Regions from separate parts of the Mus musculus genome. Here all the other regions are linked to region 3. Evidence: chromatin loops called from intact Hi-C (ENCODE). Cell type or tissue: left cerebral cortex. All regions are shown on one strand. Links, peaks and the distances in the headings refer to the core of each region. The heading gives the core; the rest is flanking DNA. Region 1 holds the start of Gm52044 (a long non-coding RNA gene). Region 2 overlaps Gm34196 (a long non-coding RNA gene). Region 3 has its middle 24 kb from the start of Ccnh.

Evidence for each region. Peaks named below come from ENCODE experiments on the same cell type or tissue, not always from the same donor. Only the 100,000 strongest peaks of a DNase experiment are listed, where the experiment ranks them.
Region 1: a loop joins it to region 3, with 5 times the contacts of the local background. A loop is called at or near these places in 3 of 42 quality-filtered maps.
Region 2: a loop joins it to region 3, with 4 times the contacts of the local background. A loop is called at or near these places in 5 of 42 quality-filtered maps.

Annotation. Positions count from the first base shown.
Region 1 is chr13:83,657,030-83,664,328 of GRCm38, forward strand. Mef2c (myocyte enhancer factor 2C) reads left to right here. Exons shown (of 11, transcript NM_001347575.1): 11 at 5,374-7,299. The coding sequence ends at 5,602. It overlaps Gm52044 (a long non-coding RNA gene), which reads right to left and starts at 5,278. Exons shown (of 3, transcript XR_003950630.1): 1 at 4,523-5,278; 2 at 3,097-3,151; 3 at 1-1,488. In left cerebral cortex, for the core only: CTCF peaks have their summits at 3,870 (motif pointing right) and 5,124; a DNase peak (open chromatin) is centred at 5,301; H3K4me3 peaks cover 981 bases; H3K27ac peaks cover 4,711 bases.
Region 2 is chr13:84,780,183-84,787,481 of GRCm38, forward strand. All of the region lies in intron 2 of Gm34196 (a long non-coding RNA gene), which reads right to left. Among named protein-coding and RNA genes, the nearest start is that of Gm34246, 110 kb to the left of the region's middle. RefSeq lists an enhancer at 1,603-5,784. In left cerebral cortex, for the core only: no CTCF peak of the experiment used is centred there; a DNase peak (open chromatin) is centred at 3,576.
Region 3 is chr13:85,161,375-85,168,673 of GRCm38, forward strand. No RefSeq gene overlaps it. Among named protein-coding and RNA genes, the nearest start is that of Ccnh, 24 kb to the right of the region's middle. In left cerebral cortex, for the core only: a CTCF peak has its summit at 3,598 (motif pointing left); a DNase peak (open chromatin) is centred at 3,527; H3K4me3 peaks cover 196 bases.

The DNA.
Region 1 (7,299 bases), core at 1,064-6,063, 1.5 Mb before region 3:
CTATAGAGCGGTTTTCAGAAATGCCCTGAATCTACAATTTGCACCCCTTCATATAAGAGTGATACCAGACACCTCACTTTAATTTGAACTAATAATTCCAGAACTCAGCTAATCCTCAAAAGAAAATGGAATATAACTACTTCAAGATAAATTATCATATTTTACCAACATCCTACGTGCTCTCCCCACTTTCAGTTTTCTACTAAGCCACTTTAGTTACCAATTAACTAACTAGTCTTGTATCTGTATGCCTAGGGAGGTAGTGATGCAAACAAGCATCACTAATCATTACTACAACTCGCTGTTCTTGCCCCTTTGTCTCCCCTCTCCCACTGAACATCATTTGGTATGGACAGAACATAGACCAGAGTTCTGAGATACCATTCAGCAGTCAGCACTTGCCACGGCCACCCCATTGACTACTCACTGCCATGGAAAACCTAGCCTTCTGTGTGTGCAATGAAGCAAATCCACATGGCATCATGGTTGTGCTTTCTTGAAAGAGTGTTGACATTGAAGATGTATCAAGGCTTTTAACATATTTTACATTTTACATTTTATACAATGAGTTTCTCTTTTTAAGACATTTAAACTTTCCCTCCAGTGCTAATTATGTAAGTAGATTCTGGCTGCAATAACTTTTTATTTTCTGGAAATTGCCACCAAGTTCGTAATACTATCCACAGGAGTTTACATACGTAGTCACAATATTATACTGACCTACTTCTTGTCAGTAAGAAAAGGAATTGTTCATTTCTCATTTTTCACAAAATTCATCTGTCATAGCACTAAATTCCATCCCCCTGAAAGACATTATCCATATCAAAAAGCCCTATAATCACACCATCCAGGTGGCTCAAGGGCTAACGCTGCTTGTCACCAAACCTCACTTAATAACTATGACAACCTACCTGACTTGGATTGCTGGGATCCACATGGTGGAAGGAGAGGATCGGTTACTATAGGTGTTCATGTACTTGCACTCACATACACAGAATAAACAAATTCACAATAAACATTTAAGTCCCACGCCATTTCATTAGAATGCCACTTTTCTTTTGCTTGTAACACCAGATCATTTTTAGTTATGAGGTTATACACATATCTGTTATTTTGACTATACCCACAATTTAAAAACCTATCACAAGCAGGAAACATAATTTCTACAAGGCTTAAATGAAAAGGGAGTGAGTGGAGACCCCGACTAGAAGAAACTAGAATTGAAGTAGCTGAGGACTCCATTCCTACCATTTCTTTCAGAGCCAACCATCGTGTGCATAGTTTGAGTTTAGTGTACGGTGTGCACTTGATCTTCATCACATCCCTACATCTCAGAAGGAAAGCACTGTTAACACCACCCACCTCTTCTGTCACCATACATGTTCTCCCTAGTTCTCTCTCACGGTGGCTTCTTGAAAGGTGTATTCAGACAAGCTGTCTCATCCCCTTACAAACTGTTTTGTAGAAAGCCCCCACGTTCTAATGTTTCTGTAAAATAAAGTACATAAACTGCTTTAGTTTATGAGAGAATGGATCAGTTACCGTGAAAGGGACTGAATATGTTTCTCAAGTCAAACCACCTCACGGACCTGCGCTGAGTGCCCGTCCTCTGGATAGGAACTGTAGTTTAAGCAAAGAAGGGGAGAGATGTTTAGCTCCACTAAAGTCGGTCCTCCCAGAAGCCTAAAATGGCTACTGTAATTCTCTCTCCAGATTGCAAGAGTAGAATAGAACTCTTCTTTGTCTGCGAAAGACAAGCGCACTTTGTCCTTTAAAAGCACTGCCTTCAAAGCTAGGCTTTCTAAACTATGTAGCATGCATTTTATCCGGTGAGTTTAGATGAGAAGCAATGTTAATTTTGTGTAGAAAGAGACATGCCTGGAGGGGAACTCGACATTTTAGAGGAACAACCCTTGACTTTTAGGTGGTTTTGTTTTGTTTTGTTTTGTTTTGTTTTGTTTTGTTTTGTTTTGTTTTGTTTTGTTTTGTTTTTATTGCTGTCTAGAAAAGGACAACCTGCTTTCTGGACAATATTTTCCAGAAAAGGGACATTTTCTTGTTGTTGATGACAGGACTCAATCCATACTGAGAATGGAGTTGGGGGTGGAGGAGGCATGGAATAAATGTTATTCTTAAAAGGTTAGTCTCAAGGACTGGTGGGGTCCCAAGCTAGTGCCTTATATAGTAAGTACCAGGCCAGCCAGGACTGCGTTGCCTGAGCAGGTGGTGTCTCAGCAACTAAAAGTGTTTACTAGTTAGGCAGAAACCTCAGCAGCCATGTCAGGTGCTTCACAAATGCCTGTAACTGTAGCTCTGGAGAATCTAACACCTTCTCCTGACCTCCTCAGGCACCTGCACACATATGCTCACACAGACATATACGCATATACACATAAATAAAAACAAATCGATCTTTTTTTAAAAAAAAAAAAGGATTGAATTGAGTGCTATATGCATACCTATCATCTCAGCACTTAGGAAGCTGAGACAGGAGGATTAAACGTTTGAGGCCAGACTGGTATATGTAATGAGCCTCTGCCTCACAGATAGGGAAAAGATAAGTCTAGTAAGAAAACCTGATTTGATTGGGGTGCAGAGTGAGAGGAACTTAAATAAAACTATTCACACTTTATCTCTGAGAAATTTGAAGGAAGGGTAAGTTTTCTCAGCTTAAAATCCTGTATAGTGGATTAGAAGTAGCTCAGAGGGCCTGACAAATTACCCGAGTGCCCGACCCCGCCCCTCCTCCTACCTCTTTCTCAGTCACTCACACCTGTAGTCTCACAATTATCTACGGCTATATTTTGTTCCCAAGAACAAGCTAGCATATGTTCAGTTAAGGAGTATTAAAGCTGCCTTCTGTTGGCAAGAAAGTACCTCTGATAGCAGAGATTAGCCAGTCTATGCTGCGGGCTGTAGTAAAGTGAAATGAAGTCGAGCTGGAGACACCATATAGAGTTCTGTGCTGCAGACTTAATTCCAACAGCTACCCAGCTCAGACTAAGCTTGTGTACATGTGTGCTGTCAAGTGAAATCCCACCACCAGTTAAGTGGTTTCAGACATGGAAAAGAGTTATCAACAAATTAATACTCTACCTTTTGTGGGGAGCAAGATGCAGCGAAACTCCTGCATGACCAGTGATATTGGGAACTGAAACAAATAGAAGGATAATTCATGTTTCTCATGACATTAAAGGCACATCATATTGTCTGTACTACTTTTAAATTCATTTATATAGACAAGTTACCTATGTAACCCAACTCACTAAACTTTTAGAAGTTTCCCATTCTACTGTATTTAGAGGAATAGAAGCTAAATGTTGAAGAGTGAGGAAAAGTATTTGTTGATATGCTGTGTCATTTCAAGGCTCCTAATTTGCATTTACTATTAAGCTCTTGTATGATCCACAGCAGAAGCACTTAATTAAACGTTAGTGAATAGCTTTTCTTACCCAGAGCCAGGAAAACTCTTTCTTCCTGAAATCAAAAGAGGATTTCCTCAAACATCAAAATGAATCATTAAGTAACTTTGAACCAGAATAAAATAGTCCACCATTATGAAGCCTTTGAAATACAGGTGTTTTCCTGTCCCCCATCTTAATATAATCTTTATTTAAAGACAGTTTAATTAAAAGTCTTAGAAAAATCAGAGATCTAATATAGACTAAAATAATAAGCTTCAGATAAGTAGTTCCACGAATAAACAGAGATTGAAAACCATGTGCATTGCGATTGGCATCTATAGCTGAGCTCAGACTGCCTAAAAAAAAGGGGGGGGGGCTCTTAAATTAAAGCAACACAGAGCCCCCTCTCTAATGTCCTCCATGTTATTGCATCCACTAACAAGGGGAGAGTCATTCCTCGCCAGTAGGTGGTGCTTTTGTATAAAACATTACTCAAAGATAAATTCGTTTCTGACTAATTTTCTACCTCTGTACATCTTAACCCTGTGTCGCATCTCCCAAAAGGCCAGACCCAAGTTATGCCACTGTTGTCTCTAAAATACACTCGCCTTGTCTCGCTGTTCAGAAAGACACTTGCCCACACGTAGTTTTCTCTGTTAGAGAGCTGCATAATTGCATACATTAATAGGTAGCCTTGCTTCCTTTTGTTTAAAACTGGTGTCTCTGTACATATAATTATTTTCCGTGAATATCCCACAATTAAAGAGACAGCAGTACTTTCTTGACAGTACAATTGGATCAGATTGACTAGACGTGCATGTCAGTGCGATCAGGAAGCAATAGCAAAACAAAACAAACAAGCACGCAAAAATCTTAGCACTGATGACAGCCGACTGAGCACAGTTCACCCTGATCAGTCACTCAACGCCAGTCCACACTTAATGGCTTAATGCTTTTCTCTTAGGTTAAGGGTTGTCCTAAGTCTCCCAGAGTGCACTCTCATTCAGTGACGATCAGAGACACAGTAATGGCACACTCCATCCTTCTTTGCCACACTCTTTCCTTCAGTAACAACAGATTCACCTGTTACTGTTAGTTATAAATAAGAGAAGTATTACCTTAAGCACCCATTGTTACTGCTGCTTATCCATGTTAAGATTAAAGGAATTGCGAACTACAGACACAGCTGCAAATGATAGAGAAAATCCAGCTAGGTAACAGCTTTAGTGAGACGATTTTAAACCAGTTTTTAAATTTTGTGCAAATAATATTCAGTCTTTTCCCTCCTCCTCCCCCTCCCAAACTTTTCATCAGTTATATATAATTATACAGTGCTTGATGTATTCTGTTCATTTGAGGTTCAAGCTGTTTGCTTTCCCTTAGTAGTACATATCTCCATTTATATGGGCATATTGGTTGAAGGGAGAGAGGTTTTTTTTTTTAAATAACACGTTTTTAAAAATAATCTCAAATACAGGCATTGGTAAAACAAAAAAAGTCCCATTCAACAATCAAACACCATCTTCCAAGGTTCAGAAAATTAAGGATTGGAAATAGTATAAGGGGAAAATTCCGTGAACACAGAACGACTGTTGTACCATGTCTTAGTCCTTTATGAAAAGGTAATCTATACAGTTACAGAGTCTCTTAGGAGCTGGAGATGATTCCCTGAGGCCTGGGCCAGTTAAGTAGTGTGTTTACCACCAGGCACAGCCATTCTCCATGACTCTAGGCTGTGCTGCCCCTAGTGCCTAGCTGCACTCACGCGGGGCATGTGAGTCTATGCAAGTCTTTAAGCTGATGTGTTTGTAATGTGAGTTCCGGGGCCTGCAGGCCTCCTCCATCTGTAACTGGGTTTCCTTTCCTCCTACAGAGCTTGCACTAGCACTCATTTATCTCAGAGTTCAAATCTCTCCCTGCCTTCTACTCAAAGCCTCAGCATCAAGTCAGAACCTGTTTCTCCTCCTAGAGACCGTACCACCACCCCTTCGAGATACCCACAACACACCACGCGCCACGAGGCGGGGAGGTCTCCTGTTGACAGCTTGAGCAGCTGTAGCAGTTCCTACGATGGGAGCGACCGAGAGGATCACCGGAACGAATTCCACTCCCCCATTGGACTCACCAGACCTTCGCCGGACGAAAGGGAAAGTCCTTCAGTCAAGCGCATGCGACTCTCTGAAGGATGGGCAACATGATCACATTATTACTTAATAGTTTTTTTTTTTCTTGCAGTGTGTGTGTGTGCTATACCTTAATGGGGAAGGGGGGGTCGATATGCATTATATGTGCCGTGTGTGGAAAAAAAAAAAAAAGTCAGGTACTCTGTTTTGTAAAAGTACTTTTAAATTGCCTCAGTGATACAGTATAAAGATAAACAGAAATGCTGAGATACGCTTAGCACTTGAGTTGTACAACAGAACACTTGTACAAAATAGATTTTAAGGCTAACTTCTTTTCACTGTTGTGACCCTTTGCAAAATGTATGTTACAATAGATAGTGTCATGTTGCAGGTTCAACGTTATTTACATGTAAATAGACAAAAGGAAACATTTGCCAAAAGCGGCAGATCTTTACTGAAAGAGAGAGCAGCTGTTATGCAACATATAGAAAAATGTATAGAGGTTTGGACAGACCCGGCAAGTGGTGACTACCGGTAATTGTAGGAACACGCCTGTCACCTAACATCCAAGCACGCTCACAAACCTGCAGGCATATCATTGGCGTATGGCACTCATTCAAAAGGATCAGAAACCATTCAGAGAGGACCATACCTACCTTAAAAGAAAAGAGAAGAAAGGAAAGGAAAGGAAAGGGAAAAAAAAGTGTGGCGTTTGAGAGCTAACATATTTAATTAAATAAATAAATCTGGGTCTGCATCTCTTATTAAATAAAAATATAAAAATATGTACATTACATTTTGCTTATTTTCATATAAAAGGTAAGAAAGAGTTTGCAAAGCATTTGTGGCTTTTTGTAGTTTACTTAAGCCAAAATGTGTTTTTCCCTCAATAGCTTCGCTAATATTTTAAACAGTCCTGTAAAAACCCACCAAGGACTTTTTGTATAGAAAGCACTACCCTAAGCCATGAGGATCTCCATGCTTTGCTAACCAAGATAACTGTTTTCTCTTTGTAGAAGTTTTGTTTTTGAAATGTGTATTTCTAATTATATAAAATATTAAGAATCTTTTAAAAATCTGTGAAATTAACATGCTTGTGTATAGCTTTCTAATATATATAATATTATGGTAATGGCAGAAGTTTTGTTTTCTTAATAGCGGGAGGGGGGTATATTTGTGCAGTTGCACATTTGAGTAACTATTTTCTTTCTGATTTCTTTTACTCTGCATACATTTTATAAGTTCAAGGTCAGCTGTCAAAAGGATAAGCTGTGGGGTTAGAACATATTACATTGCAACATCCTAAATTGTTTTTAAAACGTCAGCAAACTATTGGGTCAACTGACATCCATTGTATATACTAATTGGTTTCTTTCAAACTATTTTTTTTTTTGGTTTGGTTTTGAATTGTTGGTTTCTTTTCATTTTATCAAAAGCAGGGCCCCTTTCAGATCTCTCTTCATTTCACCATACATCTTGGAATTCTGTAAGTTTGTATCCTAACTTGCCCATATTCTAAATTTACATAGTTTATTTTCAGCCTTGAGTTGGATGTTTTTTAGAAATATGCCCAGAGTAAGAAGCTGTGTTGGAGCCTAAGTCCTGCAAGCTGGGTCCTGGGGGCGACCGACCTGCTTTACTTGATGGATAAGTTACAGAGTTCTGGAGGAGAACAAGGTGAAAGCCTGGGTGCTGGAGAGGAAGGAAACAGTTAAAGGGTAGTTACTTGGTATCCACCTTCATGATTTTAACTGACCCATAACAATGTTGTC
Region 2 (7,299 bases), core at 1,104-6,103, 380 kb before region 3:
CTACCAGAGATTAGGATCTTTGTTCAGAAAACAATAATAGTTTTAGATCATGATGTCTTTTTTTTTTTAATGGCTCTTTGGTGTGTGTTATGTACTGGTACTGAAAAGTTTCTCTTACTCAGATAGATCCTGAAATACCATGTTTATTTTGTGCACAATATAAGCTGGCACAGGCAGATTATGGGCTACTTTTCATCAAGATTTTGTAGTATCCATGGCAAATATTTTCAGGACAAAATTAGAAAGAGCAAGAGGAAAACTTACCTAGCAATCCATGGGAGGAAGGAACCAAAACCAATTGCCTAACCCAGTGAGAAGCAAAAATGGCCATATAGCAGTTTGTTCTTCCAAGACTGACAACTGGGTCATCTTGATAATTATTTCAAGTCACAATCACCTTGGTATCAATAGTGAATTTTAAAAAATCCACAAACATATTGATATTAGCAATTATGCTAAATTTTGCTCTATCAATGCTGACTTATTCAAAATAATATATAATTCAAAGTCACTGCTAGTGTTAACTAATTAGATGTTATGTATTCTTTTACAAAATATGTAACAAATGGGAGGAAATTAATGGTTTGATGTTTGTTGATTTAAGTATTTTCTGTAATTATCCTAGTTTCCCTTTGGGCCTGAAAGTATGCCAGAAATATACTCTGGTGGCCTTGAGTGGGTGACAAGCTTCTGTAAAACATCATATCTATCAAACCTATCGTTTCTTTCTGGACAGGCTGAGTGTTTCCTGGATACAGAGTGGGTATCCATACTGGAACCAAACTGTTCAGAATTGCAGTATCCCTCGGCTGCTATTCACCCAGGAAACTCTGGGCAAATAATCTAAATATTCAGTGCTTTTATTCGGGTATCTATAAAATGTAGATGAAAACAACAGTACATAACTCATGGGTTGTTTTGAAAATTAAGTTATCAGCTATATTATGATTAAGAAGGCAATTGTATATATAGTTCTCCATGCTTGTATTTCTAACCAATCCATGTTGTTAGCAGACACTGGTCTTAGAAGAAACTGTAATTCCTATAGATTACTGGGCTCATTTTCTCTCATGGAAACAGCAGTGCACAAAATTCAAATTCCTATGCTCTGGCTTTCTTCTGCTCCGTTTCTTTCTAAACCCATACACACAGGGAGGTGGGTTCCTTGGTATTTATCTAAAGTTGAATTGAACAGCTCTAATGTCACCACAAATCACCTCTTCCATTAACAGTAGAATCTCCATTTAAGCAGTTCTACAGAACTAGATATCTTACCTATTCTAAAGTAAAAAGAAAAACAAAGGTGAGTTTGTTCATGCCCAAATGTCTGCATTCCCTCCCCTGTCTGTCTGTTCTGTCTGTCTGTCTGTCTGTCTGGTCTGTCTGTCTGTCTGTCTGTCTGTCTGCAATTGGCCTGTGACCATGGACAGCAGACCTCCTTCAGGCTGGGGGACATTCCTTAAAATGCAGCAACAAATGTAAAAGACAAGAAACATGCTGATCTATCATAAAAGAATGGCTGTCTTCCTTTGCATTTGCTTTACTCTAGAGCTCACTTTACCTTGCACAGCCCAGGTGGTAGCTTCGGCTGCAGAACAGGGGGACTAACCCCATTCTCACTTGGAGCTCAAGCACATCCATAACTTAGCATATTTAATTCCATAGTAAAATCATCCTATAATGTCTTGTGTTCAGTAAAAAAAAAAAATCTTAAGCAAAACTTATTTAAAACATCAACATTCAAGCATGATATAAATAGAGGTGTGGGGAATTAATTCAAGGAAATATCAACACATCTAAGAACTGACAAAAATATTCTTAGTGAAAAATAAGTTGTATACTAGTATAATTAATTTTTTATGTTTCCAAGAACCATTGTATAAACTCTGTCTCAAATTATCTACTATTTCAAAGGACACTTTAAAAAATAATTACAAGGGATTGTTGATAGGAATACTTATAAATTGGAAACATTTTCCAAGAAATCTCCAGTAAGAAAAAAAAATGTATATTTATGGGGAGATATTTTTCAGCTAACATTTAAATTTTAAATTTTGAAATCTGTATTCATTAACAGTCATCATTTGGGCCCTTTCTAACGAAGCCAGTTGGAAGTATGCAGCTTAGGCTCACTGCTCATGAGCAAACATTGCAGGAAAGCAACAGCCCTGGGGGCTCAACAGAGAGTTTGTGCCCCAGCTTCTCAGTGCATCAGTGAGTTGGACAAAGTGAAAAGGAGGTCGTCTTTCCCCTGAACTCGACCAAAGAGCACTTTCTCTGTCTGTAGCATAGGAGAAAGGAGGTCTGGAGCACATTGTTTGTCTACCATTCCATCACTTCTGCAGGTAGCATGTTGTCAATGTTTTCCACACTTATCAGTCATCTTATTTTGTCTTTCTACAGTCAACTCTCATTTTACAAAACAGAAACTGAGTCTTTTTGCAGTTGAATAATTTCCTCAAGGTCACACAATGGAAGGGAAGAAATGGTATCTGGATCTCTAAACTGTTCTTCTTTAAGTAACAGCATGAAAAGTGCATGCTTATGGAATAGCTGGGAGGATCGGACGGAGCCATCAAATTCCACATCCTCTCCGCTTGCCCAAGCTAACCATTTTATTGATATTTCTCTTGAATGATTAAAACATAAAAATTGCATTTTGCTTCTTATAACGCTTGTGATTTATGAGTTGTAAAAGACAATAAATAATAATGATAATCTCTCTAACTCTACTTCTTAGAATGAACTCGCATATCGTCTATTAGGCATTTACTTCAGTACTTCGCTTAGCACTTTCAATGTATTATTTTACATTTAAAAAGTGGCCATAAATGTTGGTATCTAGAATGCAGATGAAACTGAAACATATATTCTACTTTTAAAATAAAGATATGGACACTATTTTCTGTTTCTTTCATTTTATCCTTTATTTCAAGAAGACAGGTTTTCTATTGTCCAAATCTGGTCCACCCAGGTCTAAAGTGAACCTACAACAAAGAATATGCAGAAGGTGCTGAAAGTGGTGCAGTCAGCAGGGTTTAGCAAAGCCAGAGGCACAAAGACCATCTGAGAACTAACTGAAATCCAATTCACTTCTCTTATTTTGTTTTTCACCTGCTTGTACCAGGTGGCAAAAGCTGGCTGCACAGTATTTTTCTCAGCACTCAAACAAGTTAGCAGGCCAGCACATAGTCACCCTGGGTGAACAGGGAAAGTAATTCTGCCCTTCTCATTGGTGCAACATTAAGGGAAATGAATCTCATTCCGCTCATATTGGGGAAGTAATTTATCAGATGATTTATTTACAGTGCAGTCTGCATGACAAGTAAACAAATATGTTATTTTTGCCCACTGTAGTCAGATTTTTAAACAAGAGAAAGAGACAGAGTGAGTGTCTTTCTAAGATATGGGAGTAGGTCTGACAACAGCTTTGAAAAATAAAGGGACTCCATTACAAGGAGTTTAGCAAGAACTGATTTACATACGAGAGTAGATCTTTCATGAATGCTGTCAGCTTAGAGTGGAAAAGGGGAGGGGAAAAGGCTCCAATTGCGTGCTACCACTGTGCATGTTGATGAATCCCCAGGCACATGTTAATTAATGCCCTATTGTGTTTGGCAGACTACCAGGGACTGTGATTGTACACGGGCTGATCCTTTAAATGGAGAGCAGCTTACTCTATATTGAAAAGAAGAAGAAGAAGAAAAAAAAAAAGAATTGTATTTGTATAAGCCACAACTATTCCTTAGGAATAAGTGTTTTGCTTTTAGTACAGTTAGGAGAAGAGAACTGCCATCTATCACAATATTTTATCATTACACTCTAAAAAAATACTCAACTCCAGGAAAGTAAGAAATCACAGAAATGCCATTGTTTGTAAGAAACAAAAATGCAATTGCTTCCATTGTCTTATATGAACCATGGTCTAGATTTCACTTGAAAATACTGACAATTAATACTGGTGTCTGCCATCTTCAGTGGCTGAAGAAGAAGAATTGTACCCCAGCAATTCAAAGGATACCCTCATAATAAACATATGGAATGAGTGGGAGAAAATGTCACTTGGCTACAAAGGTAAATAGTTGGGGGAGGGTAGAATTTCAAATATCCTGGAAAAAGAATACAGCCTATAAAAATCTAATGCCAAGCTAGAGTTTTAATTTTGATCATAGGGAGAAAAAGACTTATTATTTTCTCAGCTCTCATTTCTTATTTGTTTTAATGTGCTTTTTATTACTTGTACTGTGAAGAGCTGTTGTCTGAAAGTGTAAGAGGCCTGAAAAAACAAATTGCCTCCTATTATTGCTTCTTATGAATAAAATTGACGTCTGAGAAGCTCCTGCTGTACTCTCACCCAAGAAGATACTGCAGCCTAACAATTAATTCTCTGAATCATTTAAATAAAAACAAAATTTGCCCCCAGCTGATTAAGGATCCACCTTTCCCCTAATGTCCACTGCTTTTGCCAAAATAGGCTGATGTCCTTTTCCGCTCATGCCTTAATAATTTCAGTCCTTTGGGCTTCCGCCTAAGTGGAACTCCCTTCAGATTTCCCTAGGATATGAAAGCTTCATTTATACTAGAGAGCCTTGGGCTACAAGGACAGCAGACACTGGAGACACGGGGGAAGCCCTCTCTTATAAGTGAAAAGCTTAGGTTTAATGTCTAGATGGCTTACCTGGCTTGGAATTCAGCCAGTCTAGGCTGGTCCCGCTCATTTGCTTTAACGAGAAGCCAAGCCTGCTTCTAATCTTAAATGGCTTCCCTTTCTTTTCTAATCATCTAGTCTTTTTGCCTCTAGTCTTTGAAGTAAAGCTTCAACTCCAGGAGCATTTGCTGTCTTTGGGAGAGCTTCCAACTACTATTACTCTGTTCTACCTTCTTCAAGGAGAGAACAAATAGATGAAGTCCCACCTGTGGGTTTCCCTGTCATTGCTGTCAGAACCACTGCACAATGGTGACATTCTCAGGGCTAAAGTAAGGGAGGTCCTGCCGGTCTATTTCAGAGCTGAGAGCTCTGACAGAAGCTTACCGTTATAATATTGCACAACACGGTTACAATAGATGAAGTCACTTTCAAGAGAAACCAGAGCCTGTACCCAGCCAGTACTTTGTTTAATGAGCCCAAGACAAAAATAACCGCATCTAATGGGCAGGGAGGCTTAGAGGACACAAACCGGTCTTTACAGAGTGCAACTCTGAAATACAACTTAAGTCACACTGCAAAGGGATCTCCAGGTTCTCGTTTTGATTCAAATCATCCTGCTTTGTACAATTTTCCGGACCGAATCCCAAAATTCTTCCAAAGCGAAAGCATTCTCCTCATGCTTTTCCACTTCTGCATCCTCCCTCACACAGTCTCCTGTGGAATCCACTCCAGATGCTCCAGGGGTCGGGGCAGCCAGTTGATGAGAAGTACGGTGATGGTAAAATTCACCTGTGTTCCTTTAGAGGTATAGCAAGGCAAGGACACACGGGGCCAAACATGGGTGCTTTTCATTACACCCATAACTCTGAACATGCTTCTCCAGATCCTTAGGTGGCTTGATTCATTACTGTTGACTTGGTCCATCCACTTAAACTTGTTTTCTGAAGTCTCACAGTTCTTCCATGTGTGCCAAAGCTCCGTTCCTGGACTGTATAATCAACCCATAATCACTAGACTTGATTTTATGGACACTATGGTTGTGGCAATTATTTAACTAGAGAATTATGAGTGAGCCGTAAACCTCACCCCAAACTTTCCCTTGTTGTTTTAGGACTTCCTCCTCTTCTGCTCCTGTCCTTGACTGTTTTTCAGTTCTGCTTTTTTTTTTTTTCATTTTTTTTATTAGATATTTTCTTCATTTACATTTCAAATGCTATCCCCAAAGTCCCCTAAACCCTCCCCCCGCCCTGCTCCCCAACCCACCCACTCCTGCTTCCTGACCCTGGCATTCCCCTGTACTGGGGCATATGATCTTCACAAAAACTAAGGACCTCTCCTCCCATTGATGACCGACTAGGCCATCCTCTGCTACACATGCGAATGGAGACACAGCTCTGGGGGTGTGGAGTACTGGTTAGTTCATATTGTTGTTCCTCCTAGTGGTTGCAGCCCACTTCAGCTCCTTGGGTACTTTCTCTGTCTCCTATATTGGGGGCCCCATGTTCCATCCAACAGATGACTGTGAGCATCCACTTCTGTATTTCCCAGGCACTGGCATAGCCTCACAAGAGACAGCTATATCAGGTCCTGTCAGCAAAATCTTGTCAGCATATGCAATAGTGCCTGGGTTTGGTGGTTGTATATTGGATAGATCCCGGATGGGGCAGTCTCTGGATGGTCCTTCCTTCCATCTCAGCTCTGAACTTTGTCTCTGTAACTCCTTCCATGGGTATTTTGTTCCCCATTCTAAGAAGGAACGAAGTATCCACACTTTGGTCTTCGTTCTTCTTGAGTTTCATGTGTTTTGCAAATTGTATCTGGGAAATTGTAAGTTTCTGGGCTAATATTCGCTTATAAGTGAGTGCATATCATTTGTGTTCTTTTGTAATTGGGTTACCTCACTCAGGATGATATCCTCCAGGTCCATCCTCATTCTTTTTAATAGCTGATTAGTACTCCATTGTGTAAATGTACCATATTTTCTGTATCCATTTCTCTGTTGAGAGGCATCTAGATTCTTTCCAGCTTCTGGCTGTTATAAATAAGGCTGCTATGAACATAGTGGAGCATGTGTCCTTATTTCAAGTTGGAACATCTTCTGAGTATATGCTCAGGAGAGGAATTGCTGGATCTTCGGGTAGTGATATCTCCAATTTTCTGAGGAACCACCATACTGATTTCCAGAGTGGCTTTGCCAGCTTGCAATCCTACCAGCAATGGAGGAGTGTTCCTCTTTCTCCACATCTTCATCAGCATCTGCTTTCACCTGAGTTTTTAATCTTAGCCATTGTGACTGGTGTGAGGTGGAATCTCAGGGTTGTTTTGATTTGCATTTCCCTGATGATTAAGGATGTTGAACATTTTTTCAGGTGCTTCTCAGCCATTCGGTATTCCTCAGGTGAGAATATTTTTCTGTTCTTATATTGCCCACTGCAGCTATGAGTGTATATTTCTCCAAGGAGCCATATGCTTCCTCTTTTCCAGTGCACAAATGTTTACCAGGGATTTATTTATTTATTTTATTGGATATTTTCTTTATTTACATTTCAAATCTGTTCCCCTTCCCAGGTCTCCCCTTCAGAAACCCCCATCCCACCCCTCCCCCTGCCTCTACCAGGGTTCTCCTCTACTGCCTCCTCCATTCCTGAGGC
Region 3 (7,299 bases), core at 1,492-6,491:
AAATAATTCCTGGATTTGAATAAGAAGAGCCAATGCCTGGACACTCTTGGAAATATCTTCCATGTCCTGTATGATTTTGCTCTATATGCCAGATTTTAAAATATAAACACTGATGTCAAGCAGTTTCTGTAATAAGACATTGAGCTCTTGGTTTCTGGACTCTCTCAGCAGCCCACTGTATGTGTACGTATTTGTTTGGCCTGTCTCAGAGACTTGACAAGGAGAATCATGTAAGTATGCTGGGGCTCAATGTTGTCGGCTGTGCTGTGAGAAATTAAGTCCTTTGTCTCTGACCTAGGAATTTCCTATCATCCTCTAATATTCTGGAAGTATTAACAACTCTGGCAAATTACAAGTAGGTAGAGTTGATATCCTAAGCCTGTATTACACATAGCACATCACAGTGTGTTATGATCAGCAACCATTACTAACAGCAGAATGTTAATCCCAGAAGAAAGAAAAAGCACCGGTAATGGAGGAAGAGAAGGAGGAGGAGGAAGAGGAAGAGGAGGACAAGAAAGAGTCTATCAACAGCAATATATTAAACAACTGAAAGTCCTTTTCATTTAAAGTTGTGAATTGATTATATCAGCATCTTTAGTTTATATTTTATAAAGAAGGTAAGTTGTTGTTCAAGTATGCAACTTGAATGCTACATAGGAAACCAGAACCCATATATCTAAAAGCCGCTATGTTTTTGGGGTGATTTTTTTATTTGTTTGTTTGTTTTTTGTTTGTTTGTTTTTATGAGACAGGTTTCTCTGTGTAGCCCTGGCTGTCCTGGCACTCACTTTGTAGACCAGGCTGGTCTCCAACTCAGAAATCCTCCTGCCTCTGCCTCCCAAGTGCTGGGATTAAAGGTGTGCGCCACCACCACCCGGCGCCCCTACGTTTTATAAGCATGACTCTGAAGCTTCAATATATATATATATATATATGCTTGCTCTATATAAACAAAATATATTCTGTACACATCCCAATGTCCAAGGACCTTCAACCATAAAACATTCATATCACCAAGTATGAATTTTCTAATATAGTAATTAAAAGCAATAAAATTCCCAGCACCTAGGAGCTCTAGACTGGAATATCAGGAGTTCAAAGTCTTTGTCAGTTACACAGTAAGTTTAAAACCAGCTTAAGCTTCATGAGTACCTATCCCAATAAAAATAAAATGAATAAGTAAATAAAATTTACTAGTATCTATTGTCTTTACTAAAGAATAGTGTTAAGACTACTCAACATCACAAAAACACAAGTTAATTTTTTGAGCAGCATGTTTGAATTTACGTTAGAAAAGCAAAACCTCTTGGTTATTATTGTGTATAAATGCTGTCCATATTCCAAATATGGATTTCAGCTTGTCTTAGTGTTCTATTGCTGTAAAGAGATACGATGATCACGGTAACTTAAAGAAGAAAGCATTTAGTTGAGGACTTGTTTACAGCTTTAGAATGTGAGTCCATGACTATCATGGGATAGGAGCACAGTAGCAGGCAGGCTGGCATGGTTTTGGAGCAGTAATGGAGAGGTTACATTTCATCTGTAACTTATAGACAGAGAGCCAAAGACTGGGCCTGGCATGGGCTTCTGAAACCTCAAAGTCTTACACACCAGTGTGTGGACACACTTTCTCCAAGAAAGTCACACATCCTAATCCTTCCCAAAGTGTTCTACGCACTAGGAACCAAACATTCATATATGTAAGCCTCTAGGGACTATTCTCACTCAAACCACCACAAGGCTGGAAGGCTTTTCCCTTATGTAACAGCTGTTGTTGTCAGCTTGACACACTCCTATGGGGGATTTTTTCCTGGTTGTATTATTTGAGGTCAGAAGCATCACTGTAAATCTGGGCCACACCTTCTGGTTCACTTGAAAGGACATGGAAAACTTCTTGCCTGCTTCTCCTCACTCTCAATGACAAGTTCATCTATTCTGTTCCCAAGTCATTCTTTCACTGCTGTTAGAACCTACTTCTTTGAAATTCCAATGTTGACTGAAAAGTGCCCACAATCTAGGACCTCCATGAGACTCCAGTACCAAATTGGGATAGCTGAAACATTTAATCTTGTGGACTGAACAACTACTGTATTCTTGATCTGTCAGCCAGGAGACAGCCATTGTTGGGACTACCTGGACTACAGCCTGTAAGATTCCACTTATTCTATAAGTTATGTTTCTTTAGAGAGCCCTGAGTAACATATCTTGTTTCCCTGAAATAAGATGACTTTTCTGGACCTCATTATTATTCTGGACCTTAGCACTTTTACCTACATGATCTGGTTATTCAAGAAAAAAAAATTAATTACTGCCTTTTAATCACTGCATTGGCAGGAAGGTATATTAGTATTTTATATCAGTTTTTTCTTCAATCTACTAGTTTGTCTCTGATTTACAGGACATTTAAATCTATTTACATGGTTGAGTTTGAAGCTCAGTGATAGAGCACTTTTGTTTGATACCCAGCCCTCAGTATATGTGTGTTGGTGGGGAGGGGAAATCAGCCTTAATGATAAAGGTTGATAGCATGACAGCATTTCTAGAACGAGAACTATTATCAGAGCAAACATTCCGAATGACTGTCCAGGGTCTTACAAATTCAGAAAGAATGCCTGGAGCATAATTCACATGCAAGCAACGCTTTTGTTGCTTCAAACATTGGTACTAGAGTTTAAATTTAGAGTGAGAAAAGAGATAAAGGAGGAGCAGCGGTTCCTGAGGAGGTTTCAAATGTTACCTCGAAGTTGAGTCAGTTGGCAGAACATAGAATCCCTAAAATCTATGCAAGGTTTGCTGGTTGATGAGATGCTACATGCTGTACTCCACTCCATGGAAAGGTAAGCAAACATTTAAGATGTGTTTGTCATAAATAGATATTCCTGCATTAAATATAAGAGAGCTGATTTATATTTTTAATTTTGCCATTCAATAAATATTAATAATTATCTACTCTATTCATTGTTGGGCATATCAGCACAAGCTTAGACGTGTAGACAAGTCTGAAGTTTAGAAATCTGGAAGCAATTCTATAGGCTGAGTTTGCACAGATTGAAGTAGGTGAGAGTGGTGATGACAGTCGGAAGGAAATGGTCAGATGTTATAGAAGGTCTGCTCATCATGTGAAAGAGGTTGATTTTATCTTTGAGTCAGTGAGGGAGCCAGTGAATGCTTTTACCAAAAATACAATGCAACTAGATTTTTTTTTTTTGGAACATTTACAATAGTAAAGTATGCAGCATCAATTTCATTATAGAACTACCTGTGGAGCCTTAAAATCCATCACTGCCCATGTATCACCGTGGAAAGATCCTGTTCACTTAGGCTAAGGAGTAGACAGAGTTTAAAAGCTGTCCAGGTAAGCACTTGGCTTTAGTGCAAAACCCAGGTCTGAGAACTACTACTATTGAAAGCAGACTGGGTCAGAACAACATTTCAGTGTGCTAAAGTGAGAGATTTCGGAGAGCAGAACACATAGTAGCCGAGAAATCTACATGTAGGACTTTGATTGGCTCGGTTTACAATTAGTTGTTTCACAATGATGAGAATAATAAATCTGGAACCTCCAGGATCTAAGCCACATGGCTCCACCATGTGGATAAACTGTGATATATCAAGGTGGTTGCTTGCTTTTTTTTTTTTCTTTCTGATCCTGCTACTTTTAATAATTGAATGCTAATAGAAACAAACTAAAAACCCAAAACTATTATGTTGATTAAAGGACAAATGTGTTGACTCTTAGAATATTTAGAGCTCAAATACTGCAAGACCTGAATGTGTGTGTGTGTGTGTGTGTGTGTGTGTGTGTGTGTATACTTTCTCTATTACATTTCTTTGGGCACATTTATGAAAAGAGTATTTACTTGCATTTATTTCATCTAAATGTGTTAGATAGTGAAGTGGAGTTGCATATAATTTTTGGTAGAGATACAGAGTTGCTATGAGGATTTTTGAAATGCCAAACACTTAAAACTGCTTTTTATGTCTCCAGGATGCCTTTCAAGTAGCCTATAATCACATTACATTTATTCTCAAGATATACTGAAATAGTTCAGGTAGAAATTTCTGTTGATTAGAAGAAAAGCAAAATAAATTGGCTAATTTTTACTGTCAAAATTCTTCTTCATCTTGCTTAACTACTTAAAATTTCTCTTAAAAGGCTTGAGTGTATGATTCTTAGTGACAAAATAAACCATTTTCATAGTCTGTAAACTTTCATACATGATTGCCTATTACAGTTTATTGATATCTCCTCAAGAAAATTCTGAAAATGAGATTAAGAAGAGAAATTAATATCATATTCTTAATTCTTTGGTCACCCAGCAATTTGCATAGTAAGCAGTTTCTCCATTCATAATTGAAGTGTAGTGTTTGCTTTCTAAAGGCTTGCAGAAAGCTTAAATATCAACCCTACAGTCTGACTTAATATATGAATGCAAAGATTTTTATTTTATTTTGTAATAGTTTTGTGCTGGAAGATGTATGATCCTTATCATCACTAGAACAATTTAGAGAGACATAGAAGTAATTGGGATTTAAGCTCAATGGACCTAAAGAAACTCAAATAAGTATAAGTTTGAAAGACGATGTGGTCAGGAGCTATGACAAGAGAGAAAAATCTAGAAAGAGAATGTAGTCTACAACCTAATAGCATGACTTCCCTGGGGAGCAAGATGGGAATAAACCTGGGGCCTGACCTCCTAGATCAAAGTCAGCATTTTAACAAGATCCCCCAGGTGACTTGTATACATACTAAACTCTCAAAACCAGTCTCCTGGGACAGCATTGAATTAACTGTACTCTATAATGGGTCAGAGAGTAAATATTTTAGGCCTTGCAGGTCAAGTGCTCTGTATCCACAGCTGTAGCCTGGAAGCAGTGCTGGATGACAGCAAGCAAATGAGTGTGGAAACTGGTGGAGGAGCACTTAAATGATAACTCCTCTCCCTGTCCAACTAACTCTTTCATGTTCAAAAACAATTGTTGTCATGACTGCTTCTCATGATTCCTGGCACTTCAGGTGCTCAATGGAACTGTTTCCTGGGCTGGAGGTTACAGAAAGAAGATTGGGTTATAGGATTTCTCAGCATCCATAACTATGTTCATCAATTTTTTATATAAACACATGCTCAATCACAACAATGGACCAGTGTGAAGTGGTAATAGAGAAAAATAAAGTATATGTGTTGGATACCGTGAGCCAGCCAATTACGAGAATTTGAGAGCTGGGTAACTCTGAACACAATCTAGAACACCTCTTGGAAGCTGTGTTGGTTGTTTTTTGTTAACTTTGTTTAACTTTGTTAAACTAGGGTCATCCAAGAAGAGGGAATGTCTACTGAGAAAATGTCTCTATCACATTGGCCTGTAGGCAAGTGTAAGGGGCAAATGTAAGGGTCCTCTGGATTTTGGAGAACCTAGTCTACTGTGGGAAGTTCTAATGGCTTACCTAAGCTCCTAGAAAGGTGGGCCTAGATGAAAGAAGGCTGAGCAAGTCATCAAAAAAAGCAAGCCAGCAAGCATCATTCCTCCACAATCTCTGTTTCTGTCCCTTTCTCCAGATACCTGCTTTGATTTCCTGTCCTGACTTTTCTTCATGATGTTTATATGTCATAAGATGAAACAAACCCTTTACTCCCTGTGTTGATTTTAGTCAGGGTATTTATCACAGCAATGGAAAGCAAATGAGGACAAAACAGAAACTATATAGTGAAAGTTTTGGTTGTTTCACTGACACTGAAGAAAAGTCATCAACAGAAAAAGATGACACATTGAGTACTTTCTCTCTCTCTCTCTTTCTTTCTCTCGCTCATTCATCTCTCATGTATAACATCCTGACTGCTGTTTTCCCTCCCTCCCCTACTTCTACAAGTAGCCAAAAGAGTCAGAGACAGCACCCACCCCTGCTGCTAGGATGCCCACAAGACCACCAAGCTATTCAGTCACAACACATATCAAAGGTCCTAAGTCAGACACCTACAGGATCTCTGATCTCTGTGAGCCCCTATGAGTCTCAGTCAGCTGATTTTGTGGGTCATGTTCTTATGGTGTCCTCTGGTTCCTAATAACTCTGGTACTGCACGTGTCTTGATGAAGACCTACAGTCTGAGATTATTGAAAATAAGATGCTGAATTACTTTTTGTGTCTGATTAAATTGTAACCGAAGCTCAACTTCCTGCCTCATGGGGCACTTATGTCAAACTGAAGGCACTGGTTAGGAAATAATATCATATAATATGGGATGAAGAGGAGTGAGAAGATCAGGAAAAAAACTGCTGAAATTGAGCCCCTAAAGTTTATTCTTTGCTAACGGAAGTTTCACTCCCTTTGCTCACAGTATCAACCTCAATATTATAGTGTAAAACTACCAGGTCTGCACTGTCTGAGCAGCTTTAATGACTGTCACTGTGGATTCGTTTCAAGACCCACTTCATTGCACTTATCTCTTCTTTGATTTTAGACTTGTAATTAGACTCAGGTCCTACAAGCCCTAAATGAAGTACAAAGTGTGACCCATGCAAAAAAAGAGCTGCAATACGGAAAAATTTCCTAGCTTTTCTACTTCATACAGGTATACATACAGAAATTATGGATGGGAGTGGATGGAAGAGTGTGCGATAATGGCAGAAGGAGGAAAAAAAATGGATAGTTCTAGATAGACTTTGCAGTGGGGGCTACAATTACCTGGGATATGGATTTGCTTTTCTTGCATTCAGTACTTTTACATGATACTTTATCCATTGTTTAAACTTTATTGTAACCAACTTCCCTGTACAATAATCATGGTAATGGGCTTCATACTCGATGTATGCGGTAGAACTTGCCATGTTTTTCACCATCCCAGAGCAGTAGTTTTGATAAAAAGCTTAGAGTAGTATTTTGAAGATTAATTAATAACATTAAATTTATAGCAATACTTTTTAGGGCTGAACCTCAGGCTCCAGAAGGTGTTACATGCTCTGGGCTTCCTTAACAATGGCTCATGGCTCAATGAATATAAGTAAAAATACGAACTGTGACAATCACAATTACTTTTTTTTTTCCTTTTTTTTCTTGGATCTTTTATTTATTTACATTTCAAATGTTATCCCCTTTCCCAGTTTTCCCTCCAGAAACCCCCTATCCCATCCTCCCTCCCCCTGCTTTTATGAGGTGCTCCCTGACCCACCCACCAACTCCTGCCTGCCCACCCTGGCATTCCCCTACACTGGGGTGTTGAGCTTTCACAGGACCAAGGGCCTCTCCTCCCACTGATGTCCAACAACACTATCCTCTACTACATAGGAGGCTGGAGCCAT